Regions from separate parts of the Homo sapiens genome. Here region 1 is linked to region 2. The links are chromatin contacts, found by Hi-C or POLR2A ChIA-PET in ENCODE. All regions are on one chromosome and are shown on one strand. The core of a region is the stretch at or near the end of the contact, and the rest is flanking DNA. Distances in the headings are between cores, read along the strand shown.

Evidence for each region. A loop is a pair of places that touch in the nucleus more often than their neighbours do. ChIA-PET counts read pairs that join two places held with the same protein, here RNA polymerase II (POLR2A). Pooled maps may share reads with other maps.
Region 1: a pooled map shows a loop between it and region 2 (2.6-fold over the local background). The contact joins two enhancer-like sites. A Hi-C loop is called at or near these places in 3 of 168 maps with a recorded cell type or tissue (A673, left cardiac atrium and naive thymus-derived CD4-positive, alpha-beta T cell) and 8 of 50 pooled maps. POLR2A ChIA-PET finds 5 or more read pairs at or near these places in 1 of 52 experiments (endothelial cell of umbilical vein).

The regions. Positions count from the first base shown.
Region 1 is chr12:89,134,845-89,137,544 of GRCh38, reverse strand. No RefSeq gene overlaps it. Among named protein-coding and RNA genes, the nearest start is that of LINC02458, 120 kb to the right of the region's middle. Within about 2 kb of position 1,409, at least 3 of the 41 ENCODE cell types and tissues checked have a DNase peak (open chromatin) inside an H3K27ac peak, as active enhancers do.
Region 2 is chr12:89,460,355-89,463,179 of GRCh38, reverse strand. The region is part of intron 9 of POC1B-DUSP6 (POC1B-DUSP6 readthrough); the gene reads left to right. All of the region lies in intron 9 of POC1B (POC1 centriolar protein B), which reads left to right. Among named protein-coding and RNA genes, the nearest start is that of GALNT4, 63 kb to the left of the region's middle. Within about 2 kb of position 1,384, at least 3 of the 41 ENCODE cell types and tissues checked have a DNase peak (open chromatin) inside an H3K27ac peak, as active enhancers do.

The sequences.
Region 1 (2,700 bases), core at 160-2,659, 330 kb after region 2:
ATTTCATTCTTTTTTATTGTTGAGTAGTGTTCCAAGGTATAGAAATATACCGCACAAATTCGGCTCGTTCTTTATTGTTAAGCAGGTGTTTTAGAATATCAGGTCTTGGCTTACATACTGTTAAAAAAAACTTTAGCCAAATTAAATTTAAAATAGTTTAATTGGGCAAAGAATGATTTGCAAATCAGGCAGCCTCCCGAGCCAGAGTGGGCTCAGAGACTCCGGTGCAGCCACGTGGTGGAAGAAGATTTATGGACAGAAAAAGGAAAGTGACATACAGAAAATGGAAGTGAGATACAGAAACATCCAGATTGGTTACAGCTCGATGTTTGTCTCATTTGAACACAGTTTGGACAGCTGGCCACTTTTGATTGGCCAAAACTCGGTTATTGGTACAAGAGTATACTAGAGTCTGTATAGAACTCCATAGGTTATAGTTTATGATATACAGAAAAAACTTTAGGGCAAACTTAAAATATGTAAGGAGGCAGCTTTAGACAAAACTTGATTTAACAATACTGACATAATGATTTCTAAATTGGCCCAGCATTGAAGGAGAGACGTGGCAGTGAACTGACCAGTAAGTGAAACTTTTGTGGATAATTCTGGTAGTATGCTGGCAGAAAACTTAGCAGATTCTGGTCCTCACATTCCTGGGATTTCAGGATTCACAAATCTCTTCCATTTGAAGACACACTTTTATAAAGATAACCTGGTAGCTATAGCAACCCAACACTGACAACTTTGTTTCTGGTGACCCTACTGTTTTTATTTAAAGCACTGTGTTTCTGTAGTGAAGGACTATTTATTGACATTGGAATTTTTGAAAAGTAATATTTGACTACAATATGTTAACTGTAAAGACTCATTCTACCATTAATTATTTTAAAGCATATATTGGGTTAAAACTGTCATTGGCCCTAGGAATCAGCAAATCTTCCTATAAATTCTGAAGCTTGAGATGTCTTAGTTTATGATTAAAAGTATTTCTGTGTAAGTGGAACTGGAATGCTGTAGGCAGGTAATACTGAATAGAATCTAAGACTGATGCATTCTTCTTGGAGTCCTCATTTGTATTCCATGGCAGAACTCACTATAACTGTGCCATTGGGCAAAACATCTAAGCTGTTAAAATAGAGACTCATGGTGCAGTGGCTTAAACAAAATAAGTTTCTCCCTCATGTGTCTGTCCAGAATAGGCAATGCAGGGCTGTTATATTAACTCTGTTATATTTAACACACAGCTTCCATCTCTGTGTCCAAATTGGCTATAGCAACTCTTCTCTAGCTGGTGAGAAGGGGAAAAGAGGAAGTGAAGGGCACATCTCTTCTAGTTAAGGGCAAAATCTACAAGAACCCTTAACACATCATTTCTGGCTCACAGGTTGTTAGTCAGAACTTAGTCACAAAACCACACCCAGTTGCAAGAGAGCCTAGGAATTGCCATCTAAAGTTGGAAAGCTTTGAACCTAGTGAAAATTTGGGTGGGGAATTATATTATTAATAGTAAAAAGAAGGAGCACATAAATATTGGTGGAAGGCAAACAGTCTTTGCTACAATGGCTTGTTAGAAATTGTGAGTTGGTTTTCTCCGTATCAGAGCTGCTTTGTGGGTGGAATTCACTGTGATCATCTGTGCTGGAAGTAGGGCTCCTTGATAGGGTCAGTGAGGAGGGTCTTTTAAATTAATTTCCTGGTATACAGATCAGGTAATAATATAATCTCAGTGTTGAAATGGATCTTAATTGTCACCTAATTCAACCACTCACCTGAGAATCTCACTGAAGCACCTATCTTTTAGACTTGCCCAGTTTCCTATGTGAAAACTAAGGACATGCACAAAGTCACAGAATTATCAGTGACAATCAGGACTAAATCCAGAGAAACTAGTACATTTCAATTTCCTTCTTTTGTTCCTAGATAAATCCTTCTGAGCTTAGTTTCTATTATGCTATGGTCAGAGAAAAGATATTTGTGTTTATTATAAGCTATAACAGTCTATGTGTTTTTACGGTATGTTAAATGCTATAAAATAATTAAGCTATGATATTGATTTATAAGGCCCTTCTTTTGTTATCGTAACAGTGGGGTCTTAATAGAACATAGGTCATGGTTGCACATAATTGGATGATTATATGTTAGTGAAAAGGATATTGAAGTAGAATTCAAATGACCAGACCCACTCTTGGCTATCTAATATCTGTATGACTCCGGGAAAAATCATTGAACTTCTTTGAGGCTTGATGTATTTTTGAAATAAAGAATTGAGCTAGATGGTAAAATACTTAACCATTAACATAGCACATATTCCAACCAATCAAAACGGATGCCAGTCATGAAAAATTCAATTGGGTGGACTAGTGCATCATGGAAGAATGTCACCCAGGTTTAGTGCTATAAATTTTCTCTTGAACCTCAATTGTACACTGTAAAAAGCCATGACCTTAGCCTGCATTTTTTTTTGTTTGTATCATCCTTAGTACTTACATAATGAAAGAGTACATTGAAGCTTCCATCTGACGACTAGATGTTATTTTTAAGCCTCAAGTTTCAAATAAATATCAGAAAAAGTAATGAACGCCTGTAAGATGGTTCTGGAACAATGAGCAAGTATTGTCTATTTAGAAATCCCAGAGTTTCCCAGGTCCTTCTTTAAAGTAAATTTTAAAACAGTGTAGAGACTGGCTTCTAAAATGGCAA
Region 2 (2,825 bases), core at 135-2,634:
ATGAAATTCTGTATGATATTTAGCAGGAAGGAAAATGTCCTTTACCTTAACCAAATATTTATATAATAATATTTTGTGATAGTCTGACCATGATTCATTGTTGAAAAGTACAAGTGATCAATTTAAGTTTTTAAGTCTGAGATTGGGTTTTTATCTCAATCTTCTAATAAGGTTGAAAACATCACCATTTATGATTTTTTAAAATGACCACTTGTCTATCCATTTTGTATTCTACTTCTAACTGGGGTATATGTTTATACTGTTTCAGGCCTCAGTAAATGTTCATTACATGATGATAAAGTCTAACAGTTATACAAGACTGTTCTAAGTGTTTTATACAAATTAAGTTAATATTCCTAAAATCTCGGTGAAATAAGTACCACTATTATCCCATGAGAAATTGAGGTCTATGTTAGTTAAATCTTAAAGTTAGTAAGTGGCAGCAGTAGAATTTCAACCCAGGCACTCTGGTTCCATTCTGTGTTTTTAACCACTTTGATGTAATGCTTCAATATAAACAAAATTACATTTTATCCTGTTAACAGATATTAAAGTATCTGTGTGCTGGACGTTGTACTAGCTTTAGAGTATGCAGCAGTGAACAAGATGGGCATACTCCTTGCTCTTTAGAAGCTTGTAGTCTAGTGAAGGCTTATGGAATTTATTAGTAGAGGTTTTATGTTCGTGGACTCCTCAGTATCATGGACACAGAGAACCTCAATGGGGGATGTGGGATGGTACCTTTGAGGTCATACAGGCTAACCTTTACCTCATTCATTAGTCCCAGTTATATACCCTTGTTCAGCCATGGAGAACTTGGCCTCTCATAGGCAGCCCACTTCATTTCAAGGCAGCTCTAATTATTAACATATTCTTCCCTTTAATAAATATCAGGAGCTACAAGGTACTGTTAGTATTCCTGAGAGTTAGCTAGCAAAGAATTTAACCATATCACCCCCTCAGCATATTTTCTTTATGGAGAGGACTATAAATGTTACTTAGTAAGAACTTCCAGCTCTATTTAACTTATGTGGCAGCAACTTACGCAGTTAAATACTGTTAATTACATCAGGACTTGTTTCCCAACTTGTAGGTCAAGGATTTTTTTTAATGACAGGTGCTGACTCTACGTGATTTAGATTTCTTGAGCAGTTTCAATTTCAGATGGTGCAACTAGATTGTATTTTCTAGGTAAATAATTTTCTGTCTACACTAGGTGGCAGTAGATAAAAGAGAATAAAACGTATGCAAGCAGTCTCTGGACAGGGAGTCTTAAGATTAAAAGGAAAACAAGTCACTCTCACATTTCTGTTCTTTACCTCAACTCTGGACTTAGAGTTAATGGCAGGAGGCTGTGTTTGATTTCTGCTTTATGGGACAGCCAGGAAGAGATAACGGTTTTGGCTAGCTGAGCTGATTGCCCCTCATCCTTACCATGCACAGCTTTATTCCTTCTTTACTATAGCATTGCAGTTATATCTCCCCTTTAACACACTGGCTGGATAATTATAAAATGATTTTACTGTTTCTAAAACTACAGCCATACCCATCAAGCATGGTAAGTGCTTTAAAAATTATTCCACTCCTCTTATCACTGGCCAAGTCTTCATCACTACAGACCTGGATTAACGCTGTAGTGTCCTCACTGCCGTCCCTAATGTATTCATGACACTTTATGTGTCTGTCAGATTACTCTTTCAATTCAGCACATTGTAGCTTCCAACTTTCTGTGCCTTCCCAAATTCCTTCACCCTTCACAATTTGACCCTTGACAATCTTCTTTCTAACCCTGTGTGAAAGTATGTCAGCATTCTTCCACTATGCCATGAAGAATGCTCTTTTACTCATCTCCCTCTCTGTTTTTGTTTTCTAGATCTTTTATTAAAGAGCCGTCATATGCCGTGTTTCCTCCATAGGAAGTCTTTCTCACTGTCTAAGCCAAGCTTGTCCAGCCCACAGGTCACATGCTGGCTTTGAATCCAGCCCAACACAAATTCGTAAACTGTCTTAAAACATTATGAGATATTTTTGCAATTTTTTTTTTTTTAGCTCATCAGCTATCATTAATGTTAGTGTATTTTATGTGTGGCCCAAGACAATTCTTCCAATGTGGCCCAGGGAAAGCCAAAGATTGGACACTCCTGATAAGCGCTCAGTCAATAGTTTCTTCTTTAAGGTTCGTTAGTACACTTATTGGTACCATTCATTTGATATAAAACTCTGCTATCTTTGTTGCTCTTTGTTTACTTCTTTGTATTCATAATGTTTCAATTTTATTTTTAATTTTTATGTCTTTTCAAATTCTGAAATAGCCTCCCTCAAAGTTAGTCACCACTCTAGGTAATCATTCTGTTGCTTTTCTTTGTAACTTTATATATTTGAATCTATAATTATTGTTTAATTTTGAATGAGTTTGAACTTTATGTAAATGGAATTATATTGAATGTATATTTTCCGTAACTTACTTTTTAATTTAACATTAAAGTCCTGAGATTCATACATATGAATTCTGAATTCATGCATTCATAAATTGTTTTCACTGCTGTATTGCATTCCAGTGAATTTGTCACTGTAGTAATTCTTACAGCCTGTTTAACTGTTGATAGACACTTAGGGTACTTCCAATAGTTTTTTGGCCATTACAAACAATGCTGCTACAAACAGTGTTGGCGTCATTGAGCTTTCTAGTTTTTGCAGTCTAATAGGTATTAAGTGGTATTTTGCTTTAATTTCACTTTTCTCATTACGAATATTCTGAATATATTTATTTTCCATATACAGCACTCTGTTTTTGAGTTATTTATGATACAGTTTCTACTTATTTG